2 separate regions of the Homo sapiens genome follow, and region 1 is linked to region 2. The links are chromatin loops, found by intact Hi-C in ENCODE. Cell type or tissue: mammary epithelial cell. All regions are shown on one strand. Links, peaks and the distances in the headings refer to the core of each region. The heading gives the core; the rest is flanking DNA.

What was found. A loop is a pair of places that touch in the nucleus more often than their neighbours do. Peaks named below come from ENCODE experiments on the same cell type or tissue, not always from the same donor. Only the 100,000 strongest peaks of a DNase experiment are listed, where the experiment ranks them.
Region 1: a loop joins it to region 2, with 16 times the contacts of the local background. A loop is called at or near these places in 2 of 110 quality-filtered maps.

What each region holds. Positions count from the first base shown.
Region 1 is chr14:20,865,045-20,877,605 of GRCh38, forward strand. LOC100507513 (a long non-coding RNA gene) reads right to left here. Exons shown (of 4, transcript XR_110261.4): 2 at 10,493-10,699; 3 at 8,515-9,792; 4 at 5,191-5,412. Among named protein-coding and RNA genes, the nearest start is that of RNASE3, 20 kb to the right of the region's middle. RefSeq lists enhancers at 8,748-8,847, 8,958-9,007. In mammary epithelial cell, for the core only: CTCF peaks have their summits at 2,096 (motif pointing left) and 8,775 (motif pointing left); no DNase peak of the experiment used is centred there.
Region 2 is chr14:20,927,646-20,940,206 of GRCh38, forward strand. It overlaps LOC100507513 (a long non-coding RNA gene), which reads right to left and starts at 9,178. Exons shown (of 4, transcript XR_110261.4): 1 at 8,457-9,178. In mammary epithelial cell, for the core only: a CTCF peak has its summit at 6,730 (motif pointing left); no DNase peak of the experiment used is centred there.

The DNA.
Region 1 (12,561 bases), core at 1,750-9,749, 63 kb before region 2:
GGCTAGCCATATGTAGAAAGTTGAAACTGGATCCCTTCCTTACACCTTATACAAAAATTAATTCAAGATGGATTAAAGACTTAAATGTCAGACCTAAAACCATAAAAACCCTAGAAGAAAACCTAGGCAATACCATTCAGGACATAGGCATGGGCAAGGACTTCATGTCTAAAACACCAAAAGCAATGGCAACAAAAGCCAAAATTGACAAATGGGATCTAATTAAACTCAAGAGCTCCTGCACAGCAAAAGAAACTACCATCAGAGTGAGCAGGCAACCTACAGAATGGGAGAAAATTTTTGCAATCTACTCATCTGACAAAGGGCTAATATCCAGAATCTACAAAGAACTTAAACAAATTTACAAGAAAAAAATCAAGCAACCCCATCAACAAGTGGGTGAAGGATATGAACAGACACTTCTCAAAAGAAGACATTTATGCAGCCAACAGACACATGAAAAAATGCTCATCATCACTGGCCATCAGAGAAATGCAAATCAAAACCACAATGAGATACCATCTCACACCAGTTAGAATGGCAATCATTAAAAAGTCAGGAAACAACAGATGCTGGAGAGGATGCAGAGAAGTAGGAACACTTTTACACTGTTGGTGGGACTGTAAACTAGTTCAACCATTGTGGAAGACAGTGTGGTGATTCCTCAGGGATCTAGAACTAGAAATACCATTTGACCCAGCCATCCCATTACTGGGTATATACCCAAAGGATTATAAATCATGCTGCTATAAAGACACATGAACATGTATGTTTATTGCAGCACTATTCACATTAGCAAAGACTTGGAACCAACCAAAATGTCCATCAATGATAGACTGGATTAAGAAAATGTGGCACATATATACCATGGACTACTATGCAGCCATAAGAAAGGATGCACTCGTGTCCTTTGTAGGGATATGGATGAAGCTGGAAACCATCATTCTGAGCAAACTGTTGCAAGGACAGAAAACCAAACACCACATGTTCTCACTCATGGGTGGGAATTGAACAATGAGAACACTTGGACACAGGATGGGAAACATCACACAGTGGGGCCTGTCGTGGGGTGAGGGGAGGGGGGAGGGATAGCATTAGGAGATATACCTAATGTAAATGACGAGTTAATGGGTGCAGCACACCAACATGACACACGTATACATATGTAACAAACCTGCACGTTGTGCACATGTACCCTAGAACTTAAAGTATAATAATAATAAATTAAAAAGGAGAAAGAAAAAAAAGTTAGGAAATTTGGAAAAGTCATAAATCTAAAAACAAAATTTAAAAAAAAACTAGTCAGCTATAATCTCACCAACCAAAGATAAACACTCTTCAAATTTACAAGTTTCCAGCCAGGTTTTTTGCTGATTATATTAAAAACTAAAATGTGGGTACTATTTTATGGCTGCTCTCTGTCTCTCTCTCTTTTTTTTTTATTGCTTAACAACATAAAGGGAATGCTTTCCCATTTCCATACATATTCTCCTCGAGTGCATTTATAATGGCAGCATAGTTTTGCATCCTACAGATGTGCCATCACCTGTTTGGCTTTTCTCTTATTGCTGAGTATTTCAATTATTTTTCCTACTCAAGAAAACAGCCTGGGAGCTCATTAACTGTTTGAAATTTTGCCCTCGGTGGTAGTGGCCTCTTCCAAAGAGGTGTTTTGAGTGCATGTGACTACCAGGGTGGGAACTTGTTCTTGTTGAAGTTCTTGTTCTTTGTTTCAGTTTAGAGTGTTAAAAACATATGTCACTGCTGGCAAAAGGACACTACATGCAATTTGAACCAAAAACCCTTATTTATTAACCCACTAAAAGATATCTACATCAGCCTACAGGGCTATTGACATTCTATAGACGAAGTCAAAGTGCAGGAGGGAGCAAGAACAACCTCAGACCCATGGTGTGCTTGCTTGACTTCAGATACTTATAATTTTGTTCTCCTTCAAATCTTCTCCAGGTGAGCATAAAAAAAATGGATGTACTCTTCCAGAATTTTCCTTCACCTACTTTATGAAAATAGTCATTTTTCACCTTCCTCCAGATTTCAAAAACGCCAGCAAAGCTTGATTTGGGAAGTGGTGCCCCCTGCTGCAGAGATGTTGCAGAGAGAAAATTCCTTGTGCTCTTCTGTCAGTGAGGAACTGCTCCAAGTCATTCACACTCCTTCACCTCGGTTTCTAGTAGGCTGATGACAGGGAGTGAGAGATGGAAACTCAGTTCCCTCAAAGGAATCTGGCCAGCTCAGGCTGTGGGCCTCAGTTGTGGGGAAGATTGAGTTATGATGGGAGATTCCTTATAGTTCTAAGACATGTGGAGATGAATTAGAAGGAAGCTAACCAATATTGCACAGATATTGTGCTGTGTATGATTCGTTTATGTATTTATAAAGGATGCCTCGTTCCCCACTAAAGTGCATTTGTTTTGATAGAGGGTTTTCACTCCACTTGGTCAAATTACAAATATGTTGTTATTAAGAAATTTCATAACTATGTTTATGTAAAATGTGGTTTTAAATGTAATTTTTGAGAGAATTTATTTAAAAGGGAAAAACATGCTTATATGTGAAAAGTGGGTAATATAAACATGTTGCTTGTTTTTGAGAGAAAGTCTGTGGAAGAACTAATGAGAATCTAGGCTAAGGCTCCTATAAACTTCAATCTCTAGTGAGAGTTTTATCATAAAGTCCAGGCAGCTGTGCTGTCATTGAACATTGAGCATCAGTATCCCCATATCTCTAAAGGGGAATGCTAAGCTGAGTTTTCTGCAGACCACGACCACCAGCTTTTGAGGTAACTTTAGCCTCCTTATGCAGAAATGAGGAAGAAAATCTTGTAGGTGAGGATCAATGATGCACTAGCTGGGCATCAGTGGCAGCCTGACAGTAAGACACTGATTGTTCCTCTTAAGTTGGTGTATGTCTGTCACTATTACCCTACACATTAGCTTGCTCCCTGCTAGCTTATTGACAGAAACAAATGTAAATGCTGCATTAATCAAGTGTATATGTGTCATAAATATTTTCTCTTAGTATGGCCTATACTTTGAAATCCTGAACCTAAGGGTTTTGGGTTTAACCTTTGGTTATCACTCAAAATGAAACACCTATGTTTTCTTGTAGATCTTGTCCAGAATGGCCTGCTGAATCCTTGAAAGCCGTAAGAGAGACGTATAGCAACCTATTCTGAATCAACTTGTTCAATCTAGCAATTCTGTCACTCTAAGAGAATCTTCTCAGCCTCGTACTCCTTTCTTGGACAACCACTACTTTAAAAGCAGGATCATGTTCAATGGCATTCTGGCAATACAGATGTCCATTAAGTAGAAATGCACAATGTCTACTTGTTGAATATCTAATTGTTCTCCAAATTTATTAACAGGATCTTCTATCTTGATAGGAAAAAAAAATTCATATTTTGAAATCTATCTATCTATCTATATAGATAGATAGATATATTTTCTTTCTGAGAATATATATATTTTTTCTTTTTGAGATGGAGTTTTACTCTTGTTGCCCAGGCTGGAGTGCAATGGCACAGTCTCAGGTCACTGCAACATCCACCTCCTGGGTTCAAGCGATTCTCCTGCCTCAGCCTCCCGAGTAGCTGGGATTACAGGCACCTGCCACCATGCCTGGCTTATTTTTGTATTTTTAGTACAGACGGGGTTTCACCATGTTGGCCAGGCTGGTCTCAAACCCTTGACCTCAAATGATCCACCCGCCTCGGCCTCCCAAAGTGCTGGGATTAGAGGCGTGAGCCACTGCACCTGGCTATATATATATTTTTAGAACTCCTTCTTTCCACAGTGTAGAAAGTACACATTACAAAGCTCAGTCAAATGCCAGGAACTTAAACATCCACACATTAGCATAAATTGTTAATTAATTTCTCAAAAAAAGAAAAAAATGCATCTCACTTGAATTCCAGGGAATCAACCTAAAGTATACTGAGATTCCTAAACTGAACCTTAAAACACAAGACACAGAATCAAAAGTCAAAGAACAAAAGGAACATTCTTCAGCAGGAGATAGGGAGCTGGTTTTAGAAACAGGTGGAGATCACCGAGTCTCAGCATAAGCAAAAGCAACACAGAAACCTAGGCTTTTGAAAAATGTCTAAAATACAGCAAAAGAGAAGGCATTCGAATGTTTTTGTGTAGTAATAGCAGGCTACTAATACAGGAATACAGACTATATTAATCCATGACATTTCAGTGAAACAATAAAAACAACTCTTTGGACATCCAGAAACAAAGGATGTTTTATCTAGTTAACTTTTTTTTTTTTTGAGACAGGGTCTGGCTCTGTCTCCCAGGCTGGAGTGCAGCAGCCCAACCTCGGCTCACTGTGACCTCCACCTCCTAGGCTCAAGCGATCCTCCCACCTCACCCTCCTGAGTAGTCGGGACTACAGGCGTGTGCCACTACGCCCGGCTAATTTTTGTATTTTTTGTAGAGATGGGGTTTCACCATGTTGCCCAGACTGGTCCCAAATTCCTGGACTTAAGTGATCCACTCACCTCACCCTCTCAAAGTGCTGGGATTACAGGCATGAACCACTGCCCCTGGCCCCCTTTTTATTCATATGTGAAGACAATAGAAAGACATTCTTCCATCACTAATATTTACTTAATTAACATTTCTGAGTGCCTTTGATATGACAAGCACTATGCTAAGTGCCATATAGGGAGAGGTGAACAAAACAGACAGGTGCTTGTATCCTAGAAAACTTTGCCTCTGCACACCTTGCTTGTGATAATAATTATAGGGCATATGCCAAACACTGAGCTATAAATCTATGAAGGAAGGATGTTGCTTACTTATCACAAGTGATAACCAGTGATACCAGTATCTATGAGCCATAGAAAAAAAGATTGCCTATTTCCCTGACTAGCTCAGAGGGATACAGCTTAATTCAGAAGATAAAACCTTTTCTTTTTTTTTTCTTTGAGATGGAGTCTTGCTCTGTCGCCAGGCTGGAGTGCAGTGGCGCAGTCTCGGCTCACTGCAACCTCCACTTCCCGGGTTCAAGCAATTCTCCTGTCTCAGCCTCCCGAGTAGCTGGGACAACAGGTGCACGCCACCACGCCCAGCTAATTTTTATATTTTTAGTAGAGACAGGATTTCACCATGTTGGCCAGGTTGGTCTTGATCTCTTGACCTCGTGATCCGCCTGCCTCAGCCTCCCAAAGTGTTGGGATTACAGGCGTGAGCCACTGCACCAAGCCAAGAAAACTCTTTCTTTATGGCAGCATTAGGCACCCCCAATAAGAGCCCACTCACATCATCATGATAGACAGAAACACTGCAGGGGGAAAAATGATCTTGCCTTTGGGCACCAGGACATTGGGACCTCCCAAGTAGTCTGCATCAGTGGATCATAAGGACCAACCATTTATCAAATCTGGGAAAGACAAAAGGCAAGCATAAGATTAAAAAGTAATGCAGGTCTTCGCCAGATGGCTCTGCTGCTTAATAAGTAAAATCACAATCACAGAAGGTGATAACCAAGGATAATTAGGTAAACGACCACACTCCATTTAATCACAGTTCAGAAGATCTTCCCTAATTTCTGCTGAAGTCTCTTCAATAATTTCACCTACCTCTGGAAGAAACTAGAGGACTAATGGGAAGAGTCCATTGGTGTTTATGTGGGAAAAGGAAGGTGCAAGCCATTTCAGCTCAAGGAAAGAAAGGAAGGGAGGGAGGGAGGAAGAAAGAGAAAGAGAAATGAGGAAAGGAAGGAACGGAAAAGAGAGAAAAGAAGAAAGGAGGGTAGAAGAAAGAAAGGAGGGAGGGAGGAAAGAAGAGAAACTGACTTTCCAAAGACACAGCTGAAGCAGCAGCTAAGAGGTAACATTATGAAAGTATGGGGTATCATTCTTCAGGATGCAGTGTATTTATTAAATCAGAGGCCTGTAAAGGGTACTGTGTTCCCAATAGGAAGAATACACGGATCCAGGAACCGAGAAGTAGAAGCAGGAGTAGCTCCACTTACCATCTCTCTGATTGACCCACTCAGATATGTTGTGCTTTCATTTCTGTAACTCTAGGCTCTGCAGGGTCAAAGGTCCAGGTCCCCAAAGAAGATGCACCCTTGCCAACTTACACAGAAAGGTCTCATTGAACTGCAAGCTACAGCTTTTCCCAGGACACTTTGGATTTCTCGTGTCTAGGGACCAGCAGACGTGAAGAGGAGTTGCCATACTGTCAAGGCTAAGTAACCTTGATTAGCAGGAGGGAGGTAGGGCTGCTTTTACCCAATAGAGGCAGAAAAGAATTTATGTAGAACCCAAGTAATCTACTTGGGTGCTTTCTGTTACTCCCATGCTCCATTTTAACTGTGAATGTAAGTGTGTAGCCACCTCAGCCTGAGAAAAATATGATTACCAAGGGCTTAACCCTCAGAACTGGTGAGAGGGTAAATAAGAATAAGCAACTAAGACCTAAGGGTAAAGGGAGATTAGAATACATAGTAAAGGAAGGAGTGGATGGGTGCTAGTTACAGCCCCAAGATCTGCGGCATTGACAGTGACTACAGTTTGTTTGTCCACAGTAAACTTCCTCTTAAGTTTCCCTTCAGGAACAGAGACTGGTAGGAAGCCTGGAGGAGTTGTCTCTTGAACCTGTCTGGGGAAGCAGATCTGTGTGGCTCAAGAGGTGGACCTGGCCAGGCACGGTGGCTCACACCTGTAATCCCAGCACTTTGGGAGGCTGAGGAGGGCAGATCACCTGAGGTAAGGAATTCAAGACCAGCCTGGCCAACATGGTGAAACCCTGTCTCTACTAAAAATACAAAAATTAGCTGGGTGTGGTGGCGCATGCCTGTAATCCCAGCTACTCAGGAGGCTGAGGAAGGAGAGTTGCTTGAACCCAGGAACCGAAGGTTGCAGTGAACCGAGATTGTGCCACTGCACTCCAGCCTGGGTGACTGAGTGAGACTCAATCTCAAAAAAAAAGACGGACCCATTCTAAAAAAGTTTCTACATGAGTTTATAAGTACTCGCTTCTGCATGTCTGAAAAAATCTCTGTCTAATAAGAGAGACACACCTCAAAAGTTTTATCAATAAAAAAGGTACAAAAAAGTCAGAATAAAAATAGGACATAAAATCAATGCTATAAATATTAAACAGATTATGAATAACTTTGTGCTAATATATTTGGGAACTTTAGACGAAATGGATAAATTCCTACGTGGGAAAAAACAATCTACCAAAGCTTTCTCAAGAAGAAATGGAAAAGTTAGCATCTCTTTAACCATTAAGGAAATTGAAACAGAAGTTTAAAATAGTTTGAGGCTAAGCCTGGTGGTGTGTACCTGTAGACCCAGCTACTCTGGAGGCTGAGGCAGCAGGATTATTCGAGATCAGGAGTTCAAGCCCAGGAGTTTGAGGCACCTGAGACCGAGTGTTCAAGGATCAGTTGAGACCAGTAATTCGAGGTATGCTCTGTGATTGCACCTGTGAATAGCCACTGCACACTAGCCTGGGCAACATAGGAAGACCCATCTCCAAAAAAAAAAAAAAAGGAAAAGAAAAAAGAAAAAGCAGTCTCAAAGAAAATAAGAAAATATCAGGACCAAACAGCCTTACATGTGAGTTCTACCAAGTATTAAAATAACATATAATTCCAGTTACAAAATAAAGAAGGACTACTCCCCAATTCATTTCTGGAAGCTAACATATAACCTAGATACCAAAATTAAACAAGGCAATACAAAAAATTACAGACCAATCTCATTCGTGAACATAAATGCAAAAAAAATTTAACAAAATATTAGCAAATTAAATTTAGTCATATATAAAAAAGATTATATCACATAACCAAAATGGGTTTATCCCAGGAATACAAGGTTGGTTTAGTATTCTAAAATCAACTAATCTAATTCACCCCATTAACTGATTAAAGAAATATGCTGTATAATCCCATCATTCAACGAAATTCCCAATCCATTCAAGAGACATAAACAGGAGCAGAAGGGAAGAAACTTTTCTAATCTAAAAATGGGCATCTACAAAAGATCCACAGCAACAACCAGACCTACCAAAATGGCCCCTTAAAGATTTCTTGAAGGCACTTTTATAGCGAGCATTAGGCTAAGTGCTGAATGTCAAGAACAAAGGCAAAACAGCTATACCTCCTGGCATCGGGGGAAGGAATGAAAGTAATAGTATCCAGTTTTGTCACTGGATTATTCCAAAAGGGTAAAATCCTCACGCAACTCTGTTCCACAGGCACCGGGCTAGTCAGTTAATGGACGGCTGCCCTAGAGTCAAGTGCCCTCCTTTGCTTCAAAACCTTGTCACCATTCTGCTGGAGTCACAGGGTAGAGAATATGAACACCTTTGGATGCTTCCTCTCGTGGATAAAATAACCTCCTTCAGAAGGGGATCGGTGATGTAATGGATTCCATGAAAGAAATAAACTCTTCTCCAGCGCAGCTGAACTGTAAAGCTCATAACACAAGTAGGTCCTCAGTGCATATTCACTTCCTTTCCTTCTTACCTGAGGTGCTGCAGTGTGAATCTGAAGGTGGCAGGTTCAACGTTAAAGTGCTGCAGTGTATGAAAGTTATGGTAGACTCAGAAATCTGTTCTTCAACAGTTAGACTGTATTTATGCTGGCTGGATTTTGTTTATTCACCTATTATCGTCTACCCGTGTCAGCAACCAAGAAACCTGCAGCCTGTCTCAAAGGAAACCAAGAAAGAAGTTTTGGACTCTTGTGCAGGAAGCTTGTGGCGCGGCGCCCCCTGCCGACCAATACGACGGCCACGGGAACTGGGAGACCACGAAGGCTCTGGGCCTGCGGAGTTGCCCAAGCTCCTCCGGCTTCTCCGGAAACGGCTTTTTCCGGTGACACCCCTGGAGCCACAGTGATTTGTTTCCCTAAAGGAAGCGGTTTCCCGCCAGGGTATCGTCCCTAATACCCTCCGAAGGAGCCCATTGAGGAGAAAGGCATAGAATGTCCCGCAGAAGGCAGAAGGACCCTATGATCCAGGAAACCTAGGGCCAGCCATCAGGAGGTTTTATGAGAGCAGCTGGTGGGAAGATCAGCCCCAGGAGAAGGGGATTGTCTAGCAGCTTGGTTGGAGCAAGTCTTTTCCCGAGTATTATTTCCGTAATTCAGGCTCCCTCCCACCAACCCTCCACTGCAGCCTTATCCTCCACCAAAAGCCCTGACACTGTGGCAGGGGTAGGGCACATGGGGTTGGTGGGGAACAGGCTGTAAGAAAGACGCAGGAGCCTGCGTGCAAAGGACGAAGCATTTACAAAGAAGACCTTGACAGTGCTGCACAGATTTGAAGGCGTAGGGTGCAAGTCATTCAGGTGCCGTTGTCAGGAGGAACCTAGCCATCCAGGTGAACAGATGCCCCCTTCTTGCAGCCCACTCGCATGGGCCTGGTGGACTCCTTCTTATTTTTGGTAGTGGCAGTGAAGAGGTCGGGTCCCTGTGCTGGCAAAGCAGTCAGTGACATTGACATCATGAGTACTGTTGTGGCAGCTGCACATGGAGGGGCTGTTGGTACAGGGCAGTGGTGGAGTTCTGCAGAAATCTGCTATGGTGGTCAGATTCTATGAATGAATGTGTGGATCTGCTCGCATTTACCCCTATAGATCAGCCAACGGCACCTCATCATCACATCACAGTATCGGTGGTGTCCTCTAGGGACCCACGACCTGGGGTTGTCTAAATGTCGTGTTGAGAAGGGCAGGGCTGGAATGAAGACAGTTACGTCCAAAAGGAGGAAAAGGAGGAGGGTCCACATCAGATTCATGTTTCCTGTGAAAGCATTTCAAAGAAGAGCAGAGTCAAAAGAACAAGCCACGGTCCCTTGTCCTGTTCCTAAGAAGTCTTGGCCCTATACTTAATGTTCCCAGTTCTCCCCTCCTGCCTTTTCTACACTTATTCTTTGTGTACTCTTGGCAACAAGTGTTCTCACATCCTTTTTCCACCTCCTTGTCAATAACGGAGATGACTACCGCCCTCTCAACCCTTTATGGGATTGTCCTATGTACAAGGTTATTTCCAAACCCCAAAGTGATTCTTGCTCCTTACCTAAGCAGACCAGTTAAACTAAAAACTTTCATCTCTGAGGTGTTTGCATCTATCAGTCCATCTGCTGCTCACCCATAGCCTGTGAGGTGAGGCAGGTATCATTGCCAACCCCTTTTTAGAGTGACCTAACTCAGAAGAGAATTGACAGATCCATATGACCTGCATCTTAGAAAATATTTTCACTTCCTTAAATACAAATGTCTGTTTAAACGCTGTTTTTAAAAATGTGAGCATTTCAATTCTAAGGGAGTAGAGTTTATGTTTCCCCCACATATTTCTCTGCCTCAAAATAAAGATTCCCAACTCTTCCATGTATAGAGCCCATCTTCCAGAAATGTTCTAATTCTTGGTGATCAGGGATTCTGGGTGACTGTGTGTGAGCCTTCTGTCTCTAGGTCTAATATCTGACTCTTTTTTTACATACCTGGTAGTTCCAAGAAAGGGTTTTCTGCAGAGCAGATGACATCCACAGAGATGGATATATCCCTCTCAGAGGTTGATACTCCTAGTAGAAATGGAATCCCCGTTGCCTCTCTCCTTCCTCTAATCTTGTAGAAATTTCATTGTGGATATTTTCTTCCCAGAGGTTAGGGTGCAGGCCGTATGGAAAACTCTCAGGCCTGTCAATGATCTTAAACAGATTGCCAGGTATTACTAATTTTATGCTTACTATTTCACACCTAAAATGTTCACCAGCATCACACAGAGTGCCTATGACATCACTGCAAATATGCAGAAACTTGGGGTTTAGTGTCTATCATAAGCTTGCTACTGGAGCTTGGCAAATCACCTTATCCTTCTACTCCTCATCACTAAAGTGAAGATTATAGACAAAAGATCTCTTTCAGCTCTCACATTCTGTATTTTTTTTATACATTACTGTGTGGGTTCATGTGTGATTTTGTATATGTGCATATTGGTATACACATGTTCAAGTAAGGAGAAATAATTAGTTTGCAAATTGAGTTTCCATTTGAGAATTGTTAATCTAATTAAGTGCAATTTTTCCAATTTTAAAACTCTATGATGGCTGGGCACGGTGGCTCACGCCTGTAATCCCAGCACTTTGGGAGGCCGAGGTGGGTGGATTGCCTGAGGTCAGGAGTTTGAGACCAGCCTGGCCAACATGGTGAAATCCTGTCTCTACCAAAAATACAAAAATTAACTGGGCATGATGGCAGGCACCAGTAATCCCAGCTACTCAGGAGGCTGAGACGGGAGAATCACTTGAACCCGGGATACAGAGGTTACAGTGGTCCGAGATTGCATCATTGAACTCCAGCCTAGGTGACAAGAGCAAGACTTCATCTCAAAAACAAACAAAAAAAAATTATGGGTATGTAGTAGGTGTATATATTTAAGGGGTACATGAGATATTTTGGTACAGGCATCCAATGCCTAATAATCACATCAGGGTAAATGGGGTATCCATCCCTTCAAGCATTTTTTCTTTATGCTACAAACAAGCCAATTTAAATCTTTTAGTTATTTTAAAATGTACAATAAAATTATTATTGATGATAGTCACCCTATATTTGTGCTATCAAAACTAGATCTTATACATTCTTTTTTCTTTTTGAGACCGAGTCTTGTTCTGTCGCCCAGACTGGAGTGTAGTGGCATGATCTTGGCTCAGTACAACTTCTGCCTCCTGGGTTCAAGTGAGTCTCCTGCCTCAGCCTCCCAAGTAGCTGGGATTACAGGCATATGCCACCATGCCCAGCTAATTTTTGTATTTTTAGTAGGAACGGTGTTTAGCCATGTTGGCCAGGCTGGTCTTCAACCCCTGACCTCAGGTGATCTGCCGCCTCAACTTCCCAAAGTGCTAGGATTACAGGTGTGAGGCACTGTGCCCAGCCTATTCATTCTATTTTTTTTTTTTTTTTTTACCCATTAACCATTAACTTCCCCCTCACCCACCCTCCAATGCTAGGCACTTTGAATCAAATAAAATGAAAGGGTGTTAGAATCAGCCTCAGAACCAAGGACTTTCTTAACTTCTCCTGTTTTGCCCCTAAGTGCAGGATGAAACTCTTCCTTTCTGAAGTTACCTTATCCAAAGCTCCTCCAGAAAGAACCCAGTGGACTTTGATCACCTCCCTGAGATTTTCTTAACCAGAGAAGATTAAACTCACAGCAGAAAGTGAGACTGAGGGATGTCACCACACCTAGGCAGACTTTGTCAGAAGCTGTTGTCTATTCTTTGTCATACTCCAAAGAGTTTCCAAAGAGTATAATTTACAAACTATGGTAGGTTCTTTGGGCCCATTCAACTCTCCTAAAAATAATTTCCTATTCCTCAAAATTGCCTACATTCCGCCATCTCTCTCTCTCCTGTGAAGAAGGGCATATAGATTCTGAACCTCACTGGGTTACTGGGAAGTCACTCTCTCATCATTCCCCCATGAATACAATAAACTTGCCTTTTTCTGCAGCTAATCTTCCATCGGTTAATTTCGGCAAACTCAAACCTTAAAGGGAAAGGGAAATTCC
Region 2 (12,561 bases), core at 2,119-10,118:
TTGCCAACATGGTGAAACCCTGACTCTACTAAAAATACAAAATTAGCTGGGTGTGGTGGCACAGGCCTGTAATCCCAGTTACTTAGGAGGCTGAGGGAGGAGAATCACTTGAAGCCGGGAGGCGGAGTTTGCAGTGAGCCTATAACATGCCATTTCTCTCCAGCCTGGGCAAAAAGAGTGAAACTCCATCTCAAAATAAAACAAAACAAAACAAAACAAAAAAAACTACCTGAGACTGGATAATTGATGAAGAAAGAAGTTTAATTGACTCGCAGTTCTGCAGTCTGCACAGGAAGCATGGCTGAGGGGAGCTCAGGAAACTTACAATCATCGCAGAGGGTGAAGGGAAAGCAAGCACATCTTCACATAGCAGCAGGAAAGAGTGAAGGGGGAAGTGCTATACACTTTTAAATAACCGGATCTCGTAAGAACTTACTCACTATCACGAGAACAGCAAGGGGGAAATCCGCCCCCATGATCCAATTACCTCCCACCAGGTACCTCCCCCAACATTAGTAATTACAATTTGACATGAGATTTGGGTGGGGACACAGAGCCAAACCATATCATTCACCAAATCCAGAAACTTACCAAAGTCTCTCTCTCTCCTCTTGGGGTTTATGGAGGTGTCACTACGTTGGCATGACTGATGAAATTATTCGCCACTGCTGATCAACTCAACCTTCAATCCCCCTTCCAGGGGGTTAGCTGGGGTAGCAATGGATGTTTTAACCCTCTAATCACTTGCTCAGCTCTGCTAGCAACCAGACCCCTCCTGAGACTACACAGGTGCCACTCGTCTCATTAATGTACTTCATTAGACACTTATTCAGAAATTTTAAGAGTTTTAGGGGCTCTGAGTCAGGAAACAGGCAGGAACATTAAATATATGCTATATATTTTTTTAGAGATGGGATTTCACTCGGTCACCCAGGCCGGAGTGCAGTGGTGCCATCATAGCTCACTGTACCCCCACCTCCGGGGTTCAAGGCATCCTTCTGCCTCAGTCTTCCAAGTAGCTGGGAATATAGGCTGTAGCCACCATGCCCAGAAGTTGCATTTCTCATTATAAATCACAATATCACAATCACAGCTCTGGACACTGGGAAGTTCAAGATGAAGGATCTGGCAGGTTCAGTTTGCAGTGAGGTCTCCCTTCCTGGCTTGCTGACAGTTGTTCCCCCACCACTGTGTCCTCAGATAGTGGAGGAAGAAGTAAGCTCTCTGGTGTGTCTCTTGTTTTTTTGTTTGTTTGTTTTTTGTTTTTTGTTTTGTTTTGTAGAGATGGCATCTTGCTATATTGCTGTATTAGGCTGTTCTTTCATTGCTATGAAATAATTCCTGAGATTGGGTAACTTATAAAGAAAAGAAGTTTAATTGGCTCATGGTTCTGTACGATGCTCAGGAAGTATAGCCCTGGTATCAGCTTCTAGGAAGGCCTCAGGAAGCTTATAATCGTGGCAGAAGATGAAGCGGGAACAGGCACTTCACATGGGGAAAGCAAGAGCAAGAGAGAGTTGGAAGTCGTAGGGGGAGGTATCACAACTTTTAAATGACCAGTCTCAGAAGAACTCACTCATTTTCTCCAGGACAGCACCAAGGATTTGGTGCTAAACCATTCATGAGAAGTTTGCCCCTGTATTAGTTCTTTCTCACATTGTTACAAAGAAACACCTGAAACCGGGTAATTTATAAAGAAAGGAGGTTAATCTAGCTCTCAGTTCTGCAGGCTTTACAGAAAGCATAGCAGTTCCTGCTTCTGGGGAGGCCTCAGGAAGCTTCCAATCATGGTGGAAGGCACAGGGGGAACAGGGGTCTGACATGGCAGGTGCTGGGGCAAGAGGGCAAGGGGGAATGTACCACAATTTGAACAACCAGATCTCACGAGAACTCACTCACTATCAGGAGAACAGCACCAAGGGAATGGCGCTGATTCACGAGAAATCCAGCCCCAAGATCCAATCACTTCCCACCAAGCCTGCCTCCAACACTGGGGATTATATTCCAATATCACATATGGATGGGGCAAATATCCAAACTGTCCCAGTTGCCCACAATGATCTTGAGCTCTTGGCCTCAAGCGATCTTCCTGCCTCAGGTGCCCAAAGTGCTGGGATAACAAGTGAGAGTCACCAACCCAGCTGGTGGTGTCTCTTTTTATAAGGATACTAATCCTCTTGAATCAAGGCTCCACCTTTATGATGTCATTTAACATTAAGTTTATCCTTATAGGCTCTCCCTCCAAATACAGTGAGACTGGGGGTTAGGACTACAATATATGAATTTTTAAGGGACATAATTCAGTCCACAGCAAACACTATTATTTTAGTTTTTAAATAGAGCATGTTACTGAGGGGGGACATAGAGGAATTATACGAAGAAATCTGTATAAATGAGGAAAAGTGAGTATGCTTATATGTACTACCACATATATGCTTAGATTCAGTATATATATTATAGAAAGAGTACTAAAAAACTGAATAATTATTCTTCCTGGAATACAAACCTAGCCTCGATAAACAAAGGTAAATGAAGACATCTTTTTCACTAGATACCCTTTTTTAATAATTGAGTTTACATTTTCACCATATGAATGTATATGCATTCTACATATGCATATGCACTTATGTGCATATATCTATATTCGTAAAGATGCATATATTTGTTAACCACAGACTCCCTACTATTACAACATTCAAACAAAGGAGAAGCAATCAAGTAAAACTAAAAGAACCATAATAAGGCAGCACTGGATGACCTGGAAGGCTGAGGGTCCCTGAGCCCAACACCCATCACCCTACAGCTGGGAATCAGACAGTGATGGAGCTATCCCTCACTCCATCTCCTGCTCTCTTCCTTCTCCAGTCCAGCCACCTGGTCACAGAGTGAGGCTCTAAACTGGCCCGTATTACATGTGTCTGTCCCTCCCCTTCTCACCTCGGAGGAAGAGTGTGACTATCCCAAGTCAGCAGGTAGAGTAAGACAGAGCGTGAGACCTGCTAGCTGAGGAGCTCTAAGAACCTTGTGCTTTGAAAGCCGATCTGCTTTGTGGTATTGAAATCCTCTGAGTCCATTACCTCTTTATTACAGGAAAGGTGTGTGAAAGACCCAGGACGTGTCACTACAGGACAAAAGATCTGGATGTTCAACCACAATCAAAGCTCTTGAGATCCAGCAATTTCCTTGAACAATTTTTCTACCACACACACTTCTCAAAATATAGTGCATACCCATATTTAGGATTGTGGTAGAGGGCCATTACATGATCTTGACTGTATCAATAAAAGTCTCAGGGCAAATCTCTGGGGGATTCAGTGCAGATGGCCTGCCAGTTGGATGTGGAATCTGAGCAAATTATCCTTATATTCTGCTACTCATCTCCAAATAACAGGCTTGCATCAAACGGCCATCTATCTCAGACACTTTGCAATCTATGAGTCTGCAATAAAGAATGAATGTGTCTGTGTGTGTGTGTGTGTGTGTGTGTGTGTGTGTGTGTGTGTTTTAAAGAGGCATATATGTGGTTCACTTGGTTTATGTATGTGAGTTACTTGATTGCTTATATGGGAATATTCTGAATACTTGATTAATTGAATAAACGAAATATAATTACATCATGTACAAAACTTTTCATAGTTTCATCTGCTTGATCATTATTCCTGTAAGACTCCATAGTAATATCTAATTGTATTTTTAGTGAGGAAGCTATTTTGGCCTGACCTTCAAAACTGTCTTTGCATTTGGTAGGACAAAAGACTAGCAAAAAAAAGCCTGAGGGGTTATTTTAAGTATTCTTATGAATTAGTGTTCCTCAGACTGTCTGGGTTAGCTGACTTGTGAAAAAACTAAAGGGACAGGATACTCAGTAAGTATGAATGTAACAGTTCACTCCTCAGTATTTCTGGAACAGGAAGGATTTTTCCTCATGCCCCCAACTGCCTCTAGCCAAACAGAAAAGCAAGAGGACAAAATTCTTTAAATCTTAAAAGGAAGCTATGGGTAAGCAGTGACATATAGAAACTAGCACATAGGTCATCAATTTTGTATCACTGGGATACTCATAATCAATCCCTAATGACTAATGACCAATTTTCGATAATAATAAACTATATAATCAAATATTATACACAAATTCATTGATAGTGTTTTCTGCCAGCCTGTAAGTGCCACACCTGAAAAAACTTCAAACTTTAGTGTAGTTTCCATTTGGATCACCTGGGGGAAGTTTTGCACTATGGATCCGTGGGCTCCATTCCGGATATACTCATACAGAACGTCTGCACATGGAGCTCAGGATTCTGCATTTTCAAGCATTTCCTCAAGTGGTTCTGAAACAACCTGTCTCCAGCCCAACTTTGAGATCCATTTTTTACCAAACTCTGGCTTCAGAAGCCTTCATGTACATCGGAAGTAATCTCAGTGTGGGGAAATTCCAAAGCACAGGAAGCGATGATACCATTTGCATTATTACCCAGATGATTCTAGCTACATACACCTATTATCCAGCATTTATGTCTTGATATGAGGCTTCTATTCAGTTGACCCTATTGATATCCAAGTGTACACAACTGACCTGTCAGGCTATAGCAACACTTCACTTATATGTAGGGAGAATTTGTGCAGGGCTTAGCTGAAGCTCATCATGGGGTATGAATTGACTTGGTCTTATTGCTATAACCCTTGGGTTCAGAAGACACTGAACAAATGCTTAAGAAACTGTTTTAGGTTAATGAATGGGGATATATTTAACTCCTCAGATAGCCAAAGAATCAAGAAGAAGGGATTGAGCTGGATGGCCCAATAGAAGTGTCCATTGATTGCACCCCCACACATACCAGCAGAAACACCACATTTAACAACAACTATCTACACACAAAAAAGCACCTACATAGGAAATGAAAATCAAGTCAACAATCATAGTACCTATTTTAACTTCATATCACTGAAAGAGGCACTGAAGAGGTTAGGAAAGACAATTTTGAATCACTGAGGCCACCACTCCCCCATCTCCCAACAGCCACCACATGGAGCTGAGACAGAATCTGAGTGCATGGGGGAGGGAGAGTTTAGCAATTGTGGAAATCTGCATTGAACTCAGTGCTGCCCTGTCACAGCCCATCCACAGAAGGAGCATTTAGACCACCTTAGCCAAAGGGGAATTGCCTATCCCAGCGGTCAGACACTGAGTTTGGGAAAGCTTTGCCACAGTAGGCTAAAGTGCTCTGGGGTCCTAAATATATTTGAAACTCAATCTAGGCCACAAGAACTACAACTACAAGGCAAGTCCCAGTGCTGTGCTGAGCTCAGAGCCAGTGGACCTAGACACCACTAGTGTGACACTTGTCAGGGCAGCTAAGGGAGTGCTTGCACAACCGCTCCCCCAACCCCAGGCAGCACAGCTCACAGCAATGAAAGTGACTCCTTCCTTCTGCTTGAGGAAAGGAGAGGAAAGAGTAACTAGGACTTTGTCTTACATCGTAAAGATCAGCTCAGCCACAATAGGATAGGGCACCAGTCAGAGTCATGAAGCCACCATTTCAGGCACTCGCTCCTGAAGGACATTTCTAGACACACCCTGCACCAGAAGAAAACCCACTGCCTAGAAGGAAAGGACCTAGTCCTTCCAGGATTCATCACCTGCTGACTGAAGAACCCTCAGGCCCTAAATAACCAGCAGCAATACCCAGTAGCACACTCCATGGGCCTTAGGTGAGACTCTGAGATATGCTGGCTTCAGGTGAGACCCACCATACTTACAGCTGGGGCAGTCATGAAGGGACAATTCTTCTGCTTGAGAAAAGCAGAGGGAAAAGTAAAGGGGACTCTGTCTTGCAGCTTAGATAGCAGCTCAGCTACAGCGGGGTAGAGCACCAAGCCGGCTCTTGGATCCCCAATTCCAGATCTTGGCTCTTGGCTGGCATTTCTGGACCTGCCCTGGGTCAGAGGGGAATCCACTTCCCTGAAGGGTGAGTCCCAGGCCAGGCAGCATTCACCACAAGCTGACTGCAGAGCTCCGGGGCCTTAAGGGAACATTGGCAGTAGCCTGGCAGTATTCCTCTTGAGCCTGTGTTGGAGGTAGCAGTGGGGAGAGGCTCCTCTGCCCATGGAAAGGTGAAGGAAGACTGGAAGGACTCCATCTCATGGCTTGAGTGCAAGCTCAGCCACAGTAAAACAGAACACCACGTAAACTTCCCAGGTTTTTTACTTTGGTCCCTGGCTCTCAGACAGAACCTCTGGACATGCCTGGGCCTAGAGGACCTCATGACCCTGAAGGGAAGGACACAGCCTGGCTGGTATTGCCACCTGCTCTAGGACCTTGTAGAGCTTTAGGGCCTGAGGCCCTTACTTCCAAGAAAGGAATAACTCTTTTCTAGTGAGCTGAACTGTAAAGCTCATAACACAAGTAGGTCCTCAGTGCATATTCACTTCCTTTCCTTCTTACCTGAGGTGCTGCAGTGTGAATCTGAAGGTGGCAGGTTCAACACTAAAGTGACGGACTGCAAGAAAGTTATGGTAGACTCAGAAATCTGTTCTTCAACATTTAGACTGTATTTATGCTGGCTGGATTTTCTGTTTATTCACCTATTATTCTCTACCCCTGTCAGCAACCAAGAAACTCGCAGCCCATCTCACGCTGTCTTAAAGGGAACCAAGAAGTTTTGGACTCTTGGCCTGCAGGAAGCATGCAGCGCGGCGCCCCCTGCCGGCCAATACAACGGCCACGGGAACTGGCAGACCACTGAGGCTCTGGGCGGGGCGGAGTTGCCCCTTCTCCTCCCACTTCTCTAGCAGCGGCTTCTTCTGGTGACACCCCGGGAGCCACAGGGATTTGGTTCCCTAAAGGAAGCGGTTTCCCACCAGGGTATCGTCCCTAATACCCTCCGAAGGAGTCCATTGAGGAGAAAGGAACAGAACGTCTGGCAGAATGCAGAAGGACCCTATGATCCAGGACATGTAGCGCCAGCCATCAGGAGGTTTTATGAGAGCAGCTGGTGGGAAGATCAGTCCCAGGAGAAGGGGTTTGTCTAGCAGCTTGGTTGGAGCAAGCCTTTTCCAGAGAATTATTTCCGTAATTCAGGCTCCCTCCCAACCCTCCACTGCCACCTTATCCTCCACCAAAAGCCCTGACACTGTGGCAGGGATAGGGGACGTGGGGTTGGTGGGGAACAGGCTGTAAGAAAGACGCGGGAGCCTATATGTGTCTGGGAAAAATGAGGGGTCCACGTGCAAGGGAAGAAGCATTTACAAAGAAGACTTTGACAGTGCTGCAAAGATTTGAAGGCGCAGGGTGCAAGTCATTCAGGTGCCGGTGTCAGGAGGAACCTAGCCATCCAGGTGAACAGATGCCCCCTTCTTGCAGCCCACTCGCATGGGCCTGGTGGACTCCTTCTTATTTTTGGTAGTGGCAGTGAAGAGGTCGGGTCCCTGCGCTGGCAAAGCAGTCAGTGACATTGACATCATGAGTACTGTTGCGGCAGCTGCACATGGAGGGGCTGTTGGTACAGGGCAGTGGTGGAGTTCTGCAGAAATCTGCTATGGTGGTCAGATTCTATGAATGAATGTGTGGATCTGCTCGCATTTACCCCTATAGATCAGCCAACTGCGCCTCATCATCACATCACAGTATCGGTGGTGTCCTCTAGGGACCCACGACCTGGGGTTGTCTATATGTCGTGTTAAGAAGGGCAGGGCTGGAGTGAAGACAGTTAGGTCCAAAAGGAGGAAGAGGAGGAGGGTCCATATCAGATTCATGTTTCTTGTGAAAGCATTTCAAAGAAGAGCAGAGTCAAAAGAGCAAGCCATGGTCCCTTGTCCTGTTCCTAAGAAGTCTTGGCCCAACACTTAGTGTTCGCAGTTCTCCCCTCCTGCCATTTCTACACTTATTCTTCGTGTACTCATGGCAACAAGTGTTCTCACATCCTTCTTCCACCTCCTTGTCAATAACGGAGATGGCTACCACCCTCTCAACCCTTTATGGGATTATCCTATGTACAAGGTTATTTCCAAACCCCAAAGTGATTCTTGCTCCTTACCTAAGCAGACCAGTTAAACTAAAAACTTTCATCTCTGAGGTGTTTGCATCTATCAGTTCAACTGCCACTCACCCATAGCCTTGAGATGAGGCAGGCATGATTGCCAACCCCTTTTTAGAGTGACTTAACTCAGAAGGGAATTGACAGATTCATATGACCTGCATCTTAGAAAATATTTTCACTTCCTTAAATACAAATGTCTGTTTAAACGCTGTTTTTAAAAATGAGAGCATTTCAATTTTAAGGGAGTAGAGTTTATGTTTCCCCCACATATTTCTCTGCCTCAAAATAAAGATTCCCAACTCTTCCATGTATAGAGCCTATCTTCCAGAAATGTTCTAATTCTTGGTGCTCAGGGATTCTGGGTGACTGTGTGTGAGCCTTCTGTCTCTAGCTCTAATATCTGACTCTTTTTTTAAATACCTGGGAGTTCCAGGAAAGGGTTTTCTGCAGAGCAGATGACATCCACAGAGATGGATATTTTTCTCTCAGAGGTTGATACTCCTAGTAGAAATGGAATCCCCGTTGCCTCTCTCCTTCCTCTAATCTTGTAGAAATTTCATTGTGGATATTTTCTTCCCAGAGGTTAGGGTGCAGGCCGTATGGAAAACTCTCAGGCCTGTCAATGATTTTAAACAGATTCCCAGGTAATGCTAATTTTATGCTTACTATTTCACACCTGAAATATTCACCAGCATCACACAGAGTGCCTATGACATCACTGCAAATATGCAGAAACTTGGGGTTTAGTGTCTATCATAAGCTTGCTACTGGAGCTTGGCAAATCACCTTATCCTTCTACTCCTCATCACTAAAGTGAAGATTATAGACAAAAGATCTCTTTCAGCTCTGACATTCTGTATTTTTCTATACATTACTGTGTGTTTGGGTTCATGTGTGATTTTGTATATATGCATATTGGTTTATACATGTTCAGGTTAGGAGAAATACTTAGTTTGCAAATTGAGTTTCCATTTCAGAATTGTTAATTTAATTAAGTGTAGTTTTTCCTTAAAGCAGTTATTAGCAAGGTCAAAAAAATTGAATCACTATTATGTAAAGATTACAGCATAATCTGTTTTTGTCTCCACCATTAAAGTTATACGGGTTTTTTGGTGTTTGTTTATTTGTTTTTGAGACTGAGTCTGGCTCTGTCACTCAGGCTGAAATCCAGTGGCGCAATCTTGACTCACTGGAACCTCCGCCTCCCAGGTTCAAGCAGTTCTCTGCCTCAGCCTCCCGAGTAGCTGGGATTACAGGCATGGGCCACCATGCCTAGCTAATTTTTGTATTTTTAGTAGAGTAGGGGTTTCACCATCTTTCCCAGGCTGGTCTTGAACTCCTGACCTCATGATCCACCAGCCTCGGCTTCCCAAAGTGCTAGGATTACAAGCATGAGCCACCGTGCCCAGCCATATTCATTTATTTATATTTATTTTTATGTATTTATTTATTTTGAGATGGACTTTCACTCTTGTTGCCCAGGCTGGAGTGCAATAATGCTATCTCGGCTCACCACCACCTCCGCCTCCCGGGTTCAAGGGATTCTCCTGCCGCACCCTCCCAAGTAGCTGGGATTACAGGCGTGTGCCACCACGCCCAGCTAATTTTGTATTTTTAGTAGAGACAGGGTTTCTCCATGTTGCTCAGGCTGGTCTCGAACTCCTGACCTCAGGTGATCCGTCCGCCTCAGCCTCCCAAAGTGCCGGGATTACAGGCGTGAGCCACTGAGCCCAGCTGAAATTATATATGTTTTTATTGAAGGAGAAGCTACTTGGAACTCCAGTCTGTATTTCAGTAAGGCAAGGGAAGAAATTAGTACGTACGTTTCTCAGAACTCCAAAATCAGCTAAATTTAGGGACCTGTTAATGAAGGCAATAGGAGGAGTTGCGTATACAGTCTATCAACAAGGTGTGATGCAGTAGATTTCATAGTTTTTCTGTCTTAATAGGTCTCCTGAGCAGAAAGGCCTCAAAAGCCTTTTATATAATTAAGCAAAACTGACTAATCCATGGCAAGAAGCTGAGTTGAGATCTAATACCTAGATTTTAACATCCTTGACTTCTATCTGCTTTATAATTGGCCAAGTTGCCAAGAAAAGAGAAATGAATTCTTTTTTTTTTTTTTTTGCTTTTGAGATGGAGTCTTCCTCTGTTGCCCAGGCTGGAGTGCAGTGGCGTGATCTCGGCTCGCTGCAACCTCCGCCTCTTGGGTTCAAGCAATTCTCCTGCTTCAGCCTCCCAAGTAGCTGGGATTACAGGAACCCCCCACCATGCCTGGCTAATTTTTGTATTTTTAGTAGAGACAGGGTTACACTATGTTGGCCAGGAGGGTCTCGATCTCTTGACCTCGTGATCTGCCCACCTCAGCCTCTCAAAGTGCTGGGATTACAGGCATGATCCACTGCACCCAGCCAGAAATGAACTCTTTTTGAACTTCATGCTCAGTTATTCTTGTTTAATTCACACAACCATTCTGACAGGTATTTATTATTATGACCACTTCTGTGGATTTCATAATTTCTTGTGTTTATAGCCTCACGTAACAGGCCATGTGTTTATAATATCCAGTCTGCTGGTGATATGGTTTGGATCTGTGTCTCCACAAAATCTCATGTCAAATTATCGTCCCCAGTGTTGGAGGTGGTACCTGGTGGGACATGATTGCATCGTTGGGGTGGATTTCTCATGAATGGTTTAGCACCATCCTCTTGGTGCTGTTCTTGTGATAGTGAGTTAGTTATGAGATTTGATTGTTCAAAAGTGTGCAGCACCTCCTCCCTCTCTCTCTTGCTTCTGCTCCCACCACGTGAGACACCTCGCTCCCCCTTTGCCTTCCACTATGATTGGAAGTTTCCTGAGGCCTCACTAGAAGCAGAAACCACTATGCTTCCTGTACAGCCTGCAGAACAGTGAGCCAATTAAACCTCTTTTCTTTATAAATTACCCAGTCTCAGATATTTCTTAATAGCAATGCAAGAATGGACTAATACAGCTGTTATGCTCTGTTTGTCCGAGTACTATGAAAAAAGTCTTATTACTCATAAGCAGTAGAGCTGTAATGCAAAACGATGTCCTGTATCTTAACTTTTTGAAGAGAATATGTCGCAGACAGCAGGATAAGGCAAGATGCAGAAATTTATTCTGCAAAAAAAAGTGTCCTTATTCTGAAGAGACAGATGCCTTCATAGTGTGAGAGACTAACCTAGTCCTCCAAAGATAACCAGGAAGAAAAAAACCACACTACCTAAAGTAATAAGTAGTTGTGATTAGTGGCAGTTATGGAAGAATGTATAGCTCAGCCAACAAATATTTACCACATGAGGAGATTTAGTTTAAGGCAAATACATTTGCTTAACTGACAATGTATTCTAATAAATTGAACACAGTAGGATGTTTTTACGGAAAGATGAAAACTTGCCACGAAAGCAGAAATGAGACTATATAGAGCAGTTTCACAGGATTTGCCCAACACTGTCTGGAGGAGAGAGACCCTGTATCTGACAGCCTTTAGCTTTCTGGTCATTGTGGCATGGGCTAGTTCATAAAGCTCTTCTGGGGCATTGATGAAACATCCCTCAAGACCACTTGCTTCTCTTTACTCTGATTAAATAATCTTCATACAGCATTTTGATAACTGGTCTATCCTCACCAGTACTACTGTGTATTACTAGCACAGAAGACAAAATATTGAAATAGAGAGTCTTCAGAAGTAAACTATGAACAATGGCGATTTAGTAAATCTCATAATGCTGGCGTTTCTAACTGGTGAGGAAATAATGAATTGTTCAATCAATAGCACTTAGAATATTGGTGATCCATTTAAAAAAATAAGACTATATCCCTCTCTGATAACACAGAGTTTTTTTGTTCTGTTTTGTTTTGTTTTGTTTTGCTTTCTTTTTTGAGACTGACTCTCACTCTATTGCCTAGGCTGGAGTGCAGTGGCTTGATCTTGGCTCATTGTAACCTCTGCCTCCTGGGTTCAAGAGATTCTCATGCCTCAGTCTTCCGAGTAGCTGAGACTACAGGCATGAGCCACCATGACTGGCTAATTTGCATTTTTGGTAAGGATACGTTTTCACCATGTTTGTCAGGCTGGTCTCGAACTCCTTACCTCAGGTGATCCATCCCACTCGGTCTACCAAAGTGCTGGGATTTACAGGCATGAGCCACCGTGCCTGGCCATCATAGAATTTTAAAATTGGAAAAGAGGAAACAAAACTGTCACTATTTACAGATATAATAGTGTACATTGAAAAATCTAAAAACAATGTGTCGGGACTCAGAAACAATACTTCAAACTGTGGTGCTTTGGAATGAGGAGCACTCTGGGCTTTTTCTGTTGCTTGTTTTTAAATTTTTTAACAATATTTGTGTGGGTACAAATTTGGTGTATATATTTATGGAGTACATGAGCTATTTTGATACAGGCATCCAGGGCCTAATCACATCAGGGTAAATGGGGTATCCATCCCCTCAAGCATTTATCCTTTATGTTACAAAGAAGCCAATCATACTCTTTTAG